2 separate regions of the Mus musculus genome follow, and region 2 is linked to region 1. Evidence: chromatin loops called from intact Hi-C (ENCODE). Cell type or tissue: heart. All regions are shown on one strand.

What was found. A loop is a pair of places that touch in the nucleus more often than their neighbours do. Peaks named below come from ENCODE experiments on the same cell type or tissue, not always from the same donor. Only the 100,000 strongest peaks of a DNase experiment are listed, where the experiment ranks them.
Region 2: a loop joins it to region 1, with 12 times the contacts of the local background. A loop is called at or near these places in 38 of 42 quality-filtered maps.

What each region holds. Positions count from the first base shown.
Region 1 is chr11:113,160,875-113,168,874 of GRCm38, forward strand. All of the region lies in intron 1 of 2610035D17Rik (RIKEN cDNA 2610035D17 gene), which reads right to left. The region is part of intron 1 of LOC115487747 (a long non-coding RNA gene); the gene reads right to left. Among named protein-coding and RNA genes, the nearest start is that of Gm39467, 31 kb to the left of the region's middle. In heart, no CTCF peak of the experiment used is centred here; a DNase peak (open chromatin) is centred at 4,497; H3K4me3 peaks cover 1,021 bases; H3K27ac peaks cover 3,282 bases; H3K27me3 peaks cover 1,274 bases.
Region 2 is chr11:111,531,531-111,539,530 of GRCm38, forward strand. No RefSeq gene overlaps it. Among named protein-coding and RNA genes, the nearest start is that of Gm30158, 23 kb to the left of the region's middle. In heart, CTCF peaks have their summits at 1,139 (motif pointing left), 4,692 (motif pointing right) and 6,310 (motif pointing right); no DNase peak of the experiment used is centred here.

The DNA of each region.
Region 1 (8,000 bases):
AGACCCAGAGAAGTGTAGACAAGCATGCTGGCTGCCGGCATCTATCACGTGGGCTCCTTCCTGCTTAGACATGTTTCCGGGAGGTCAAATGTATCAGAGAATATGGAACCCAGCATCCTATGGGACTGTTTGCTTCCAAACAGATCAAGCATTCGCTGGCAATGCTCTCTTCTGTCCAGAGAGCTCCCCACATTCCCACGTGGCCCCAGACCACCATGATACTTTGAGAAATATGGTACAAAAGTTCCACAGGAATGGTCTGTCCGGGGCGGGGGCTGTCCCCGGGGCTTCTGTGCATCCCCCCAGGGCTCAGCAGTGGGCACTCTGTGTCAGCCCAGAAGATCTTCAGCAATTGAGGGCTCCCTGAGAAGAAGAGCTGAGACACTCCTATGTGTCAACCTCACGTTTGGGTGTGAGATTTTACACGGTTAGATAGATCTAAGACGACACACGCTACACATCAAAAAGGACATTCTCCAGCCCAGGGAGCCGGCAGACCACAGCCAGGCCATCACCATCACCGCTACCCATAAGCTCACTATACATTGGCAGAAGGCTAACGTCACACCACATACTCACGCCATCTACCTCACGGCACCTCATCATCAATAGATGTGGATGCCAGATCGTCAACAGAAGATGGGGCACTATAGCTCAGTAAGACCTTCGGAGAGAGATGGCATCCACATAACTTCTGCTATCCCACGGCGCTACTGTAACTGTTCTGATGTCAAACTAATGTTCATCTCTGGCATCCAGACAGCATGCTTTATCGGAAGTACGTGTGTCCAGGAAGAATATTGGACCAGTAGCGTTCAGTATTGTTCACAGTTCCAAGTGTCCACAGAGGTCTTGAATTGTGTCCTGGTGGATGAGGGGGACATCTGCATGGACAGTCATTTATAGCATCCTGACCCAAAGACCCCTAAGGACAGTCTTCCTCAACGCTTCACAAAGAGCTGTTCTTACCACAGATGGGCCCCACCCACAGCCAGGTTGTTCCCAGGAGGGCACACCCAAGGATGTAACCAAGGTCTCATAGCCAGGCACATGGGAGGAGTTTCCATGTGACCCTGAAGCATCGGCTCCTCACCCCAGACAGACAGGATATGCTGGCATCATCTGGAGACGCTTGCTCCTAAAAGGATAGCTGTAGAGTTATCTGCAGGGCAGAGCTGAGCTAACGGGGGGGGGGGGGCGACTATCTCTTGGTACACAAAGATGGAGACCAGTCCCAGTGGTGATTCGGGGATCAATTGCCTAGCCTAAGCCCTGGCTTCCAATGGTTCCTGTCTCCATGGAGACTGACTCTTTTATAACAAGTGTGTATGTCATTAAGAATAGACCATAGGGCTGGAGGGATGGCTTAGCCACTAGAGGTTAGACTCACAATCAAAACTATAAAATAGACCACTCTCTCCCGTGCTTTGTCAAACAGTGCAAAAGAGACAGCCTTGGTTAGCAAGTCCTGCAGGAGTGGCGGCCAGTGGAGAGACTCAGACAGCTGTGGTTGACAGCAGTCTACCAAAAGCCCCTCCCCTTGGACACCTGACCCAGAAGAGGGCAAATGTGGTCACCAAGCTTCCAAAGCCGGTCCCTCAGACTGTGGGGCTGTGGAGCTGTGGGGCTGCTTCCTCTCATGGCCCACCCATAGCTGTCACTCAGTACCATCTTCACCCTTCCCAAGTGGAAGGGGCTGAGTCATTCGTGTTCCCCTGATGGATGGCACTTCAGACTGAAGCTCATTCACACCCAAGTGTCACCTCAGGCATTGCCCTGTGAAGCCTCTCCAATGAAAGGACTTTTTCTTCTTGAAAGACATCTGGGGAGCCTCAGCAGACAAGCGCTGTCAGGCGGGATGCCCCAGAAGCTACCCAAGACCTGCATCTGCCCTGGCCTGACCTGGCGGCTGCCTCTTCTCCTCCCCACAGCTCCACCTGCCTAGAAAAGTTCTCTACCCTCTGCCTGGTTACATCTCCTAGCTTCCAATTCCCAGAATAAGGCTTGTAAACACACACACACACACACACACACACACAGAGTCAGAGAGAGAAAGAGACACAGATACAGACAATCTCTCTCTATCTCTCTCTCTCTCTCTCTCTCACACACACACACACACACACATGCAAACCACCCACAAAACATACATGTACCTGAAAATAATGGTATTCACTAGCACAGGTAAGACACAGTAGAACACACACACACACACAGAGCACATGTCACCTTGGCAGGGCATATATCCCAAACTGAGGTTTCCTTGATGAATGCCCCTGAACTTCCTCTGTCCAAACCTCCAGGGTAGCTTCTCGCACAGAGTCTGAGTGGGAAGAGCCACCCATGACCAGAGGAGAAAGCCACAAGGCTCCGACTCAGACCACACGAGGTAGGGTAGCATGAGGAAGGCAATGGAGGCCTTGCAGCAGGGCCTCGAGTCTGGCTCTCAGATGTCACATCTGCTTGATCAGGCAGAGAGCTGTCGGTCAGGGCCTCAGTGTCACAGGCATCCAGAGGTGACCACAAGGGAGTTGCTGGGGTCTTGGGAGGACTAAACAGCAAGACCGAAGCAAAGCTCTTATCTCACAGGAAGCACTTCTGTAACCAATGGTCTTTTAGGAAACTCCGTCCCGTAGACAAAAACCAACTCAAGATGGATTCCAGAACTCTAATATAGGGAAGAGACTGGCCACCAACTCCATGCTCTTCACACACACCCTGTAACTGAAATGGATGTATTCCATCTTGAAACCTGAACTGTGAGTGTCTGTGAGTTCCTGTCTTGGTAATCAAGAGCTCTGCATGGCTGAAGAGCCACATTCGCACAGAGCTGCTCGGGGCCGTGTGGACACAGCGGACACGCTGGGCTTTCCTGGGCTATCATGGGGGTCCACGTGCTGCAGTGACTGATGGTGGGTCTCCTTTCCGTTCCTGCCTCTCTTTCCGTGGTCTCCTTTCTCTTTTTTGAGAAGCCACACAACTCCTGAGCCTCTGTGAGGCACCAGATAGTACACTTGCAGGTGAGTGAGCCTTAGGATAGCGTAAGAATAAAAGTACAAATTGTCCTTTGCCAGGCGACAGGGGGCCCTCTGGCCCAGGGGAAGCTGGGAGTTAGCCTGCTTGGCTAGGACAGCTTCTCCAGGTTCCTCCTTTCCCACTGCCCTCCCCAGCTGGGGTGGGGTCACAACCTCCCTTAGCCCTGCCTGCCTCTGGACAAGTCTAGCTCAGGCCCCACACTGTGCCTGGCCCTAGGGGCAGGCAGATCTAGGAGGAGCAGCCCAGCCCCCAGCCCCCACCCCCACCCCCACCAGCCGGCTGCATTTGTTCCAGGGGGGCAAGGGTCTGGTGCAGTGACCCCTGGGACTCGCCTCTCAGTCACTGGCCCAGGCAGCTGGGAAAGGCTCTGACCTCCACAGAGACAGAGGGCTTCTGGGAGAGGAGCCCCAGAAGAGAGGCCTGAACTCAGAACCTACTCTGTTTTCCTGAGAACAGTCCTGGTCTTAAATGGAGCTACAAAAAGGAAAGCACTTCCAATCAGGAGCTTAGCTCTTCATTTGGCTTTCCCTGTAAGAGACAATCTTATCACCTTCTTCCAAACGCCCCCCGCCCCCCTCCCCCCCCCCCAAACCATAGCTTCAGTGAGACCCGGGTGACCCAAACCCCTGCCTCTGCGTACAGAAACCCCAAAGAAGGACGTGCTTTTAAAACAACATCTACAAACAAGCTTGTGAGGAAACCCCTTGGCTCCGCAGTGAGTGGGTGTGCACTGAAAACGGAATGAATGAAGTGACCCTGCTCAGGGGTGGAAGGGGTACACATTTGTGCAACCAGAATAGACCTCGGAGAGAACTATTTCTAAGGCAAACTCACGGAGGCTCTTTGTTTTCGGTCGCCCCTTGAAGGGTTTGACACAGAATGACTGCAAAGCTCATCTAGGAAAGAGTTTCCAATCTCTCCTCCTTCCTCCTCTTCTTCCCCCGCCCCCCCCTTCTCCTCCTTCTCCTCCTCCTCTTCCTCTTCTTCCTCCTCTTCCTACCCTTCTTCCATTCTGTGTTTAGCTAGCTTTCTCTCCTAAGTACAAACTCTAGACAAGAGTTCAGACTAGCTATCACTTCTGCCCCAAAGACAGTGATCACCACCAGGTCAGGATGCAGATGGCTCTAAACCGTTCTTTAGCACACTAGGGCGTCTGACCCGCTGCTGGGGAAGCTGCAGGAACACACAGCACAGAACACAATACCAACACCCCAAACTTCCTTCGCTGCAGGAGAAACTAGCTCTGAGCTCTGCATTTGTGCTCAAGCAGAACGGGCAGGCGTCAGGCGCTGCGCCCCACCAGCAGCCAGGGCACAGTCGGGCGCCTGGATGACCACTGCAGCTCAGCCAGGGGCCCGGAGGAGAAAGCAGGCACACGGTGGAGCCACAGCGCCATCAAGTGGTCAGTTTGCGAATGGTCGCGAGACGCATGCCCTGAGCTCAGGGACAATGTCCAGGGTTCCCAGTGTCAACTGTCCCTGGAGAAAACAGGGCTGCCAAGCCTTCATTCCAGGACGTGGGGCAGGAGCCTACAGCCGGACACCATCTGTCAAGGCATGCGACACCCTCCAGGGCTGACCTGGAATCTGCCCTGGAGGATGTTCGGAGACCCTGTTCCAACTCTGAGAGAGGTCATAACCCAGGCACCGCCCTCTCCTCTAGCAATGTGCTCAGAGCCTACAGGTTTCTCAAGAGCTATGGGGCAGAGAGGGCACCACCTGAGTAGCAGGCCTATCAGCCTGCCTGAATTATGCAGGGATGGGGCAACAGAGAGACAGCAAGGCAGCTGCGAGTCCAGGCTGTGGGAAGGAATGGAGCCTCCGAGTGGGAGTTGCCGCCTGCAGCCCTGACAGGCCATGGCTTTAACACTCCCTTCTGGAACTCAGCATTTAATTCCAAGTGCCTCCTGGGACAGATCTGGTCCTTGGAGTCAAATTACAGTCCAAGAAGGACTCAAAACACAAAAATAAAAACACATACTTTGCAAATAGAGGAGTGTTCCAGACCAGTGTATATCTGAAGACCTAATTATATTATTTTCCTGCACATTTATAACTATGATAGAATTTAGTATGAAAAGCAAATTAAGAGATTATCAATAACTATTAAACAACCAGAATAATTATAACAATACACTGGGGGGGGGGTGTTAAAAAAATCACTCAATATTTACAAATTCTTTATTTCTGAAATTTTCTACTTAATATATTCTGATACCGTTTCCAGCAGAAAATAGAGTTGCAGACATGAGAGGGGGCAGTGCTGTGTAAAGGCGGACAGAACAGTGGGGCGCCCTCTGTCCTAGTGCTGGCTCTGCACATGCAATCTCTGTCCTAGTGCTGGCTCCACTGCACACAGGACCTTGTTCAGCTTTCACCACAACCTTAGGAGATGGGTTCTTTTTATGATCTTTTTCTATAGGAAAGGCAGAACCCAGAAATGAAACACCCTACCCCTAGCTGCCCATTGGAGAGGGACAAAGCCAGGCCTGGATTCCAACACTGGCTTCCTGCCTCCAGACGCCATCCTCCCTCCCTCCCTCCCTCCCTCCCTCCCTCCCTCCTTTCTCTCCCTCCAGGGGGAACAAGGTTTTATCAGACAGAGATGTGCACATTTTTCAAGAGGGAGGGGCATCTTTGCAGACAGAGCTGGCTAGAAATGCCTAGCTAGGTTTGGGCATGAGAGATTGTGCAGGTGAGGGGCTGAGGCCTTCAGGGTGGACCCTGCCCTTTCTAGCTTCACTCCCACACCAATCTTAGGCCTCCCTCCCGGAAGCACCTTCTGCATGGGCCCCTCCCTGCTCTGGCTTCTGCAATTGACTTCCAGGCCAGCGTGCCCAGCTCGCCCTTGGAGCTGCCAGGACTCAAGGTTATTCAATGACACCCCAACTGCCAGATACAAAGAAACTGTTCTCAACCCTCCCTCCCCTGGAGGCTCATAGCTCTGACATTCCCACTTGCAGAAACACACTTGCATGCTTGTGCGAGTGTATACATGTGTTGGGGGGGGGGCGTGTGTGCCTGCGTGTGTGCCTGCGTGTGTGGAGGACAGAAGTCCACTTTGGGCATTTTCTTCTGCTGATCTCTGCCTTGGTTCTTGAGATAAGGGTCTCTTAGTAAACCAGCAGGCTCACCGATTTTCCTAGGCTGGCTGGCCAGTGAGCTCGTTGTGTGTGTGTGTGTGTGTGTGTGTGTGTGTGTGTGTGTGTGTGTGTGATGTGTCCAGTCTCTGCCTCCCCAGTGCTGGTATTACAGCAGCCAAGAGCATAACCCTGCCTTGCCTGGCTTTTAAGCAGATCTTAGGGCTCTGGCTGGGTCCTCCTGCCTCCAGAGCCAACACTTTACCCACCGAGCCATCTCCCAGAAACAGCTGTTCTCGGAAGCCTCGGAACACAGCGACATAACATTTCCTTGTCTCCTTCTCACTTTTGTGGATGCTCTATGCTCACAAGTCACCTGCTTCATAAACTGCCAGTGCGCAGCAGGGAAGTCAGACCACGGTGACAAAGACAGCTACAGGCTGGGCTTCATCCGAGCCCTCATGAAGTATCACATGAGCGTCTGCTGTCTAGACACCCTCTCTGGCTTCTCCACATAATGGGGACCACTCAGCAGGACGAAGCTGAGGGACCGAAGCTGAGGGACGTGTAATGTCAAGGTTTAGCGGGATGCTGGTGCAGAACAGGGCTCCCAACGGCTGCCTTATCAGGCCCCGAGCTGGGTCTGTCCCTCAGTCCTAGGCCCTCAGTCACCTCGCCGTCTGGTCTGCGCCCTGTAGGATGAGATCGCCCAGAATGCACCTTCTCTAAAGCTGACCTTGCCCACGCCACCCCTTCCTTGCTAGGTGGGTCCAGCCATCTCCCTGGACCCAGAAGCACTAGAATCGCCCCTCCCTGCCTTGATGGGTTGCTAGTCTGGCTCTTGGACCTCTGACCAGCTTTTCCAGTACAGTAACACCTCCCCTCGTTGACCCCACCTCAATTATCTCAGATCTTGCTACTTTCTGCTCAAAACCTGGCTTGGTCCCGCGCTACCCTCTCCTGCTGGTTTGCAGTTCCAGCTCTGCCACAGAGGTTGAGATCATCAGACCCTGTACCCACTTCATCTACCTTCCCCCAACGTTATCCTCAACATTCCAACTCCCCAAACAGGGCGTCTGTCAGGTCACCCTTCCCCTTTCCCTCTTTCTGCATGTCAACTTCAAAACCCCAAACAAATGTCACCTCCTCCTGTAAGTCCTGCATGATGTACACTTCCCACTCACAGCCCCATCTGAACCCTGCAGCATAACTGAATTCCTGTCTCTCTTACAAGGTAAACCCTTTGGGAACATGGATACCCCAGGGGCCAACCCACCCACCCAGCATGCCCTTCACCAGTTTCGGGTATAGCAATGTCGCTCTGGGGTAATGATGGCACTTTGGGGGTGAACAGAAACAGGTGAAGAAAGAGCGTGTCTCAGATGTACTTTTGAGTGATTGTTTCAAAGGAGCAGCTTATTAACTAATATTAATAAGGTTCTTATTTAGCTTAATATATTCTGGAATCTTTTCGATCAGTCTTTGGGGAAGCATTCTGAGCCCGTTCATTTTTGCATCATCAGAGCTCTGAAATGGAGGGTAAACAGCATCGCAGGTACCGAAGCCTGAAGAACTCTGCGGCTATGACACTGGGCAGCCTATCCCATGGAGCCTCTGGGCACACACACCTGCGTCCCTTGGACTGAGCCCCATAAGCCTCTTCCCTCTGCTAATGTCATTCCTGAGACGGGTCTCATATAGCCCAGGCTAGTGCAATCCTATGAAACCAAGGATGGCCTTGAACTCCTGGTCCTCCTGCCTGCACCCCTGAAGTGCTGGGACTGTCACTACCCTGGGTTTTATGTGGTACTGAGACTCGAACCCAGGGCCCTGTGCATGCTAGACAAACCCTCTACCAACGGAGCCATGTCCCCAGCCCGGTCTC
Region 2 (8,000 bases), 1.6 Mb before region 1:
ATGTCATGCATATATTCACACACACATACATGCACACACATACGCATACACACACATGTACACATATATGTACCCACATATAAACGACTGTCCCTGTCACTTGTGCATATGCTCACATACACATACATGCACACACATATGCATGCACATACCACACATGTACACACATATACCCATATGCCCTCATCATTCATGCACATGCTCACACATACATACATGCACACACATATGCATGCACACACATGTACACACATATACACATATGCCCCCATCATTCATGCACATGCTCACACATACACTGTCTTAAGGTTTCCATTATTGTGAAGAGATGCCAGAACCAGAGCAACTCTTATAAAAGCAAACATTGAATTGGGGCTGGCTTACAGTCTCAGAGATTTACTCCATTATCATCATAGCAGGAAGCATGGCAGCATGCAGGCAGACATAATGCTGGAGAAGGAGCTGAGAGTTCTGCAATCAGCAAAGACTGTCTTCCAGGTAGCCAGGAGGAGGGTCTCAAAGCGCATCCTCCCTTATAGTGACACACTGTCCCCAACAAGGCCACACCTACACTAACAAGACCACACTTCCTAATAGTGTCACTCCCTGGCCTAAGCTTATTCAAACCACCACATAGACATATAGCACACATAAACATGAATGTAATAGAGATGCACAAACATGTACACACACACACACACACACATACACACACACACATGCTAAAGGGTAGCTTTTAATTTTGAAATTTAGCAGGTAATATTAGATTAGTATTTCCTGGGTATAGTTTCCCCATAATTTCAAATATGTGCATCTACCTATGTGATTAAAACTTTGCATGGAATCATAGCTACTGATGTTCCAGCAAGGCAAACAGATAGATCAACGTTAGTGCTATACCTCCGGAGAATTTTCCTTAGCTAACATTTTTTGCTACTGAGTACATTTGCCACTGTTATCTTTCACACTAATTGATACCTATTTTTAGGAAAGAACATGAAGCATAATGTATATTCAAATATTTTACATATACATATATACATATGCACATGCATTTGTATATACACACGTACGGGCAAATAATTTAGGGGTAAAACTTGCAGGCATCACACACAACACTACTCTGCCATCTAGTGGTCACATGGAACTTGACGGACATGTTATTTAGCCATGTTTAAATTTTATTCTAATGCTGTGAATCTATCGTGTATATATACACAAACCCAAAATAAATCAAACAAATTAGTTCCAATCACACAAATAAGAATTGTTACTATTTCCTCTTTTTTTTTCTTGGCAAATAATTATAAGGTGATGACACGGTTGATGATGAAAGGGGCCTGCTATTTCTCACCTCCCACTGAGTATTAGACATTGTGAAGTCATGGAAGCCCCTGTGTTAACAAGAGAATGTGTTTCTCTTCGTGGTGTAGCTTAAGGTGTTACTGCTACCATTTAAGAAGGAGCTGTGATTGAAGAATGCTGTGGACATCCTGGGCTGATCAGAAAGAAGTTGGAGAAAAAAAAAAAAGTAAGAAAACCAGAACAGACCCTTAAATGGTGGAAATGAGCCAGACACGTTAAAATTGGGGGAAATGGGACAACGGAAATGGACCAGGAAAAGGGATACATCATGAGTCGAGATGAAGAGCAGACTTTAACTTAATTCTTGATGGATTCACCACGGCTCTGCTCAGTGTTCTGCTAAGTCCATCCTACCTCTACCACCATAGACAATGTAATGATTGTTCCGTCTTAGGATACATTGTGTTTCCCAAGTAAAGAAGCTCTGGATGAGCAGGAGCCTAACAAGGAGGGGCCTGTGGATTGTGCTGATGTAAAAAGACTTGGCATTGAGCAGGAAAGCAGCCATGCTTTGGGGGATGTCCTCCCATCTCACACAGCATAGCAACAACACTAGTTGGACTCCGTCATGATCAAACAATGCCTTCTGGATTCTGCCTTTAATCCTGGTACTCAGGAGGCAGAAGCAGGAGGATCTCTGGGTGTTTTGGGTCAGTCAGGGAAACACAGTGAGATCCTATCTCAAAAAAAAAAAAAAAAGAAAGAAAGAAAGAAGACATGAGGTAAATATGCAATAATTTGGAGGGAGAAACGGGATTTTTATATGCTCACATGCCATTGTATACATGTATGAAATTCTCAAGAGTAAAAAAATAATAATTAAAACTAAGTAAATGGTAAAAAAAAAATGTATCAGTATGGCTATCGAGTTCTGAAATGAAAAGGACCATGGTAAATTAGCCTTAAATGTAAAATGTAAAGGAAGCATGAGAGATACTCAGGTCCAGGAGACAGATGGCAGAGATGAAGACGCTCGGAGGAAAAGTGCACCTGGTTCACTCAGACTCACACTTAGCTAGCAGCCATATAAGACCACTACAACTTGCCTAGGAAATAGTACCACCCACTTTGGGCTGGGCTCTCCTATCTCAATTAATAATCAAGAAAAACCCTCACAAACATGCCCAGAGACTCACCTGATGAAGACAGTTAGGTATGATTCCCTTTTTAGGTGATTCTAGTGCCAAGAGGTAGAAAAAAAAGCTAAACATATTACATATAAATATTAAAACCATATCATAAGGGTTTTATTGTTTAACTGTACCAGAGAATATACTGTGCCCTGTGTGTGTAGGAGGGACGGAGGCGGAGGCTACCTCTAAGTGAATGCCGCCCCGGTGCAGAGGCAAAGGCATCTCCTTCAGGAGGACCTAGTTGAAGAGACTAAGGAGTGCTGATGCAGACACTGCCAGCCAATCGGGAACAGCTGTTTAGAAGAGACGCTTTCTTGGGACCAGTGGAGCACGGTTGAAGGGTATTAAAGGAACTTGCAACAGCGTTCACACAAGCTTGCTGTGGCATTTCTCACCTGTTCCTAGAATCTGTGGAGTCCGTGCTGTGTGCCACCTCAGCTCCAACCCCCAAGGGCAGGTAGGTCGGTGCAATCCAGAGCACGGGGCAGCAACTGTGTTCAGTTTCTTTTGTTTGATCTCATTGTTATTTTACAGGTGTCAACATAACAAATATAGAAGGGTACAGTAATTAGTTCACTGCAATGAGTAAAACAGAAGTAAGGAGATGCAGAATGAAATTCGGGGTGCTAATGGGGGTTGAATCCCACTAGAGAGCAAACAAACACAGCGGCAACCATTATCGGCAAAAGGCAAATAACACCGGAAGTTATTTAAAAAATAATTAGTACTATACCAGACTCAATTTCATGATCTTTATAAACAAACAAACAAACAAACAAACAAATAGCTAATAAAAGAACAAACCAACTACATTGTCTCTTCGGGTTTTTTTTTTTTCATGAATGATTTTCCAGTAGAAATAGTTATTTCTTAAAAACATAAGATTTAGAAAAGTGTTAACATATATTTTAATAAGAATATTAGTTTTCCAATTAATTAACTTTAAATTTTCTACTACTATTTTTTTAATTTTTTATTTATCCTCTCATATATTTCATCCCACCTGCAGTTTCCCCTCCCCTCTCTGCTATATCCTATTCATGCCTACATTTTCCTTCAGAAAAGAGCAGGCCTTTCAGGACAACCAACATGGCACATCAAATTAGAGTAATACTAGGCCCCTTGCCTCATATCAAGGCTAAATGAGGCAACCCAGTAGAAGAAAAAGGGTCCCAAAGCAAGGAGAAGCATTTTTGACAGCCCCTGTTCCCACTATTAGGAGTCCCCCAAGAAAAGGAAACTACATAACCATGACATACGCAGAGGGCCGAGGTCAGGCTCTGTGGTTGGCAATTCAGTCTCTGTAAGCCTGTGTGAAGCCAGGTTAGTTGACGCTGTATTTTTTGTTTTGTTTTGTTTTGTTTTGTTTTGTTTTGTTTTGTTTTTGTGGTGTCCTGCAATCTTTCTTTTCCCTCTATAAAACTCACCCTCCTCTGACTAATGTCTGGCTGTAGCTTTCTGCATCTGTTTCCATCAGATACTAGATCGATTCTCTCTGATGACCATCATACTGCGATCATATCTATGAGTATAGCAGAATATCATTAGGGATTTTGGTTCTATCCTAGGTCTCTGGGCTATCCAACCTCTGGCTCCTGGTCATCCAAGCAATGTCAGGGTTGGCTTCCTCTTGTGGCATGGATCCCAAGCTGGACCAGTCATTTGTCAGCCACTCTCACAATTTCTGTGCTGTCTGTGTCCCAGCACACCTTGCAGGGGGACAAATTGTAGGTTTTGTGGATGTATTGATGTCCCAATCGCTCCTCTGGAAATCTTTCCTGGTTACAGGAGATGGTCAATTCTGGCTCCATATCCTCGATTACTACAAGTCTTAGCTAGGGTCATCCATTCAGATTCCTAGGAGTTTTCTACTACTGCTATTATTAGAGTACTGTTGTGTGTGAGCAGGCGTGCACATGCCCTGATGCACAATGAAGAAGTCAGAGAACTATTTTATGACGTGAGATCTCATCCACCTGGATTTCAGGGATGACCTTGTATATTTAGGCTTGCTCTTTTCTCCTCAGGACCATTTCAACAGTTTCCTCCAACTGATTGTCTCACTGATAAATTCTACTGTCACATTATTTTCTTCATTATGTTTGGTTCGTTGTGTGTAACACATGGGAAACTATCAAGATGTATTTGCCGATTGAACTGAAAACAAGAAAAGGTGTACTCTCCGTTGTCTACCGCCAGATGGCAGCATGCACACACCAATTAAAATTTGTTCCTCTAGAGGCTAAAAGTTATCCATTGGAAACAACTGACTCTTGTTAGGCTATGAGTTAAGTGTTCAGAGAGTAGGAGGAAGAATTCCCAACGTCGCGATGAAGATTAAGAGAGGTATAAACTGGCTGGAATCAGGGCTGGAAGATACTAAAGTAGCCAAAAATAAAAGGAGAGAGAGAGAGAGAGAGAGAGAGAGAGAGAGAGAGAGAGAGAGAGAGAAAACTGGTCAGTTATTTAAACATTTCCAGACACGGCTATAAATGCATTTGCACTGATAGCAAACACATCTGGGAAACAGCGGACATCTATCTTTCCCGAGACATAAGTGTGGCGTGCAATGTCTAGAGCTACCAAGGCATGGAGAGTTGAATGGTTCCGTGTGCGGGGGCCGGGCTTTAGTGCGGGTGATACTCCTCATACAAACAAACCATTTACATCAAGTGCTGCCGCTGATAGGTCTTTTCCTGATGGCACGTTCCATGATGCAGAATATGAAGGGTCCTTTGCAGTCTCAGCAGACACAGCAGACAGACAGAGAGGCAAATTACAAAGCAAGGGAGGAGTTAGAGAATACTCAGATCAGAAGTCAATAAGTTGGCATAGGCTTGCTTTTTGGAGCCTCTAGTCTTCAACGTCATCTGTTAGCTTGATCAGTAAAAGCCCTTGCGACGTTTTGAGGATGGAGTTCATCAAATCACCAGTTCTCTTTATAACCCAAAGACTGACTCAAGTTAGTGAAAACCAGGTTGTTTTGGAAAGATGAGTAGAAAGTGAAAGCTAATTAATATAAATAAATTATGTAACGACTGACAGTACTGAATGAAATAAATGAATATTAACTAGATAGTCCTTAGCCAATCTTGAGAAACGGTTCAAGTCAGAAGTTCACATCTGTCTGCTGCCCTAGTATAAAGATCTGAGAGAGCCAAGAAATTAATCTCTGAGCTAACTGAAGCAAAATATACTCCCCAGAGCTAGAAATTTTTAAGTAGTCTTTACCAGAGAAAACCCATCAACATCTGTACAGAACAGCCCCCAAACTGTAATGTTCACAGCTGAAAAACTGTCAAGCCATGTAGCGTAAAGGATTCTTCAAAAGAGCCTTCTTGCTTTTATTGATGTACTGGCATGTCTTCTGCTGTTGGTGGGTGGATAACAATCATGCCCTACTCTCTGTTTTCTAACTGACACTATGCCTGGCCATACATATCTCATGTTTCATTTCACTTCTTCCTTAGGGAAGAATAGTGATATGCCCTTTATTTATTCTCCTGTTCTTACATATTTAACCTCAGTCTTTGTCCTTGACAGAAGAATTCAGGCAAGTGCCGTTCCCAAGATTCACAACTTGCCAGGCTCAGGTGTGTAGCTAGAAAATACTTTAACCCTGGTACTGATCCTTCTAAGCCATTCTTCTTTGGCCAGAAGGACATTGCCTCTGCTTTTTTATTTATCAGTCATAATGAATATATTTGGTCATCAATTATTGCTTGCCAGGCTAGAGACCATTAAACTTACGTCAACAGACACTTTGGACGTTTTAGATCAGGAAAGGAAAATATTGTGCAAGGCAACATGTTACCAGCAGGTGGCAGTCCAGTAGACTTCTACAGAACTGTGGCTGAAAAGGAGAAAGACACACAGCCTCATGAAGCTATACCATAGGGAGAAGAAGATGCTGGTGGCGGGAGTTGGCAATTCTATGATTCCTCCACAAATCCTCCTTCTCCAATGTCTTCTGATACTTTTAAAGGGAGACAGTGCCCATCTTTGTGGTTGTTCCTGTTGTTCTCCATGTTCAAGTTTTGTTTTGATTTTCTGACTGCATGGGAATACTTTAGCTTTCCTTAAAGACAGGTATCAAACACACGATTCAACAACATTGCAGTCTGTCATCTAATTTTAAAAGTACATTAAATTTGTTTAAATACAGGCAAATATACTAAAATAACGCAACATCAACCTTTTAAGGTGGTTGTTTGAGGCTGTTTCTGGAATACCAGAACTTTCCACAAAAGTCATATTTCACTTGAAGAAAATGAAAAGGATAGATCTTGCATTGCTATGTGCTTTTGTTTGCTTGTTTGCTTGTTTTTGTTTCATTCTTGCAAAGGACCATTGCTCAACTGAGATATTAATTCTGTACACACAGGTTCTTAAAACAGCTAAAACCCATGGGCTTCAGAGACAACCTTCTTAACAAAAACCGAACAGGTTTGGAAGAACATCTTTGTTTTAAACTGTTTGCTGTTTAGTTGTCCCTCCCACTACATTTCCATTATTTTTATTCATTGATTTATTCAGTACAATGTTCTGTTTATTCACCATTTAAGATTCCTCCATAGTATGTTCTGCCACATAGTACACACTCCCGGGAAAGGTCATTTCTTGGAGCAACTGTCATAAATCTCAACAAAAAATGTCTGGAGAGCAAACAGTTATTCAAGATATCTAAGCCAGAAGGCTCTGTGCTGGATCGATATGTATTCGGGCATCAGTGTTAAGATCGAGCCTTTCCCTTACTGAGACGTCCTCTATGCCTGCTGGACAAAGAGTGAGCAAAAGAGAGGGTGATAAATGTGTGTCTGCCTCTGCATCAGTCTCTTTCAAAAGGGGTAACACTAACAAAAACATCAGTGAGCTGAAAATGTACTGGACCTCACCCTCCGACCAGGTGAGAGCAGAGACCCTTCACCTCCACTGGCCATGAATAAAGAAGGCTGGGCCATCCCTGAATTCACAGCCAGGGTGGTCGTCGTCTGTGTGCAGATCTTAAAGCAAACAAGACTAAGCTATAGCCAGATGTGGGGGCTTTCAGGTTCACTGATGGTTCCTGGGGTACTCCGGTGAAAGCCACGCACCGCACGTTCCTGCTTTGCATGGGTACACATGGAGACAGGGAGGCACAAGGAATCGGATCTGTCCCAAGTTTCCAAATCGGTCTCTTTATGCCTCCAAAGCCATTGCATTTGATCTTCTCCAAAATTCATAAGGAATTTGCATGCTTTTGAAATATCAGCAGCTATGGCTATTTCAGAATGGTCCATCAAATATGACCAGCTACCAGATCCACCCTCTGGGCCAAGATAGAGCAGGGTATTCCCAACAGAGATTATTGTATTACTTCATCTGTGTAGGGACTGCTAGAGATGAACCACCAGATATTTATACTAAATAAACAACATTTTATTATCACATCATTGGAAATGTAGAGAATGCTTCTTTCAAGGCTGGCTAGTTTGAACTCAACTCCCTCTTTTCCTCTTTCTG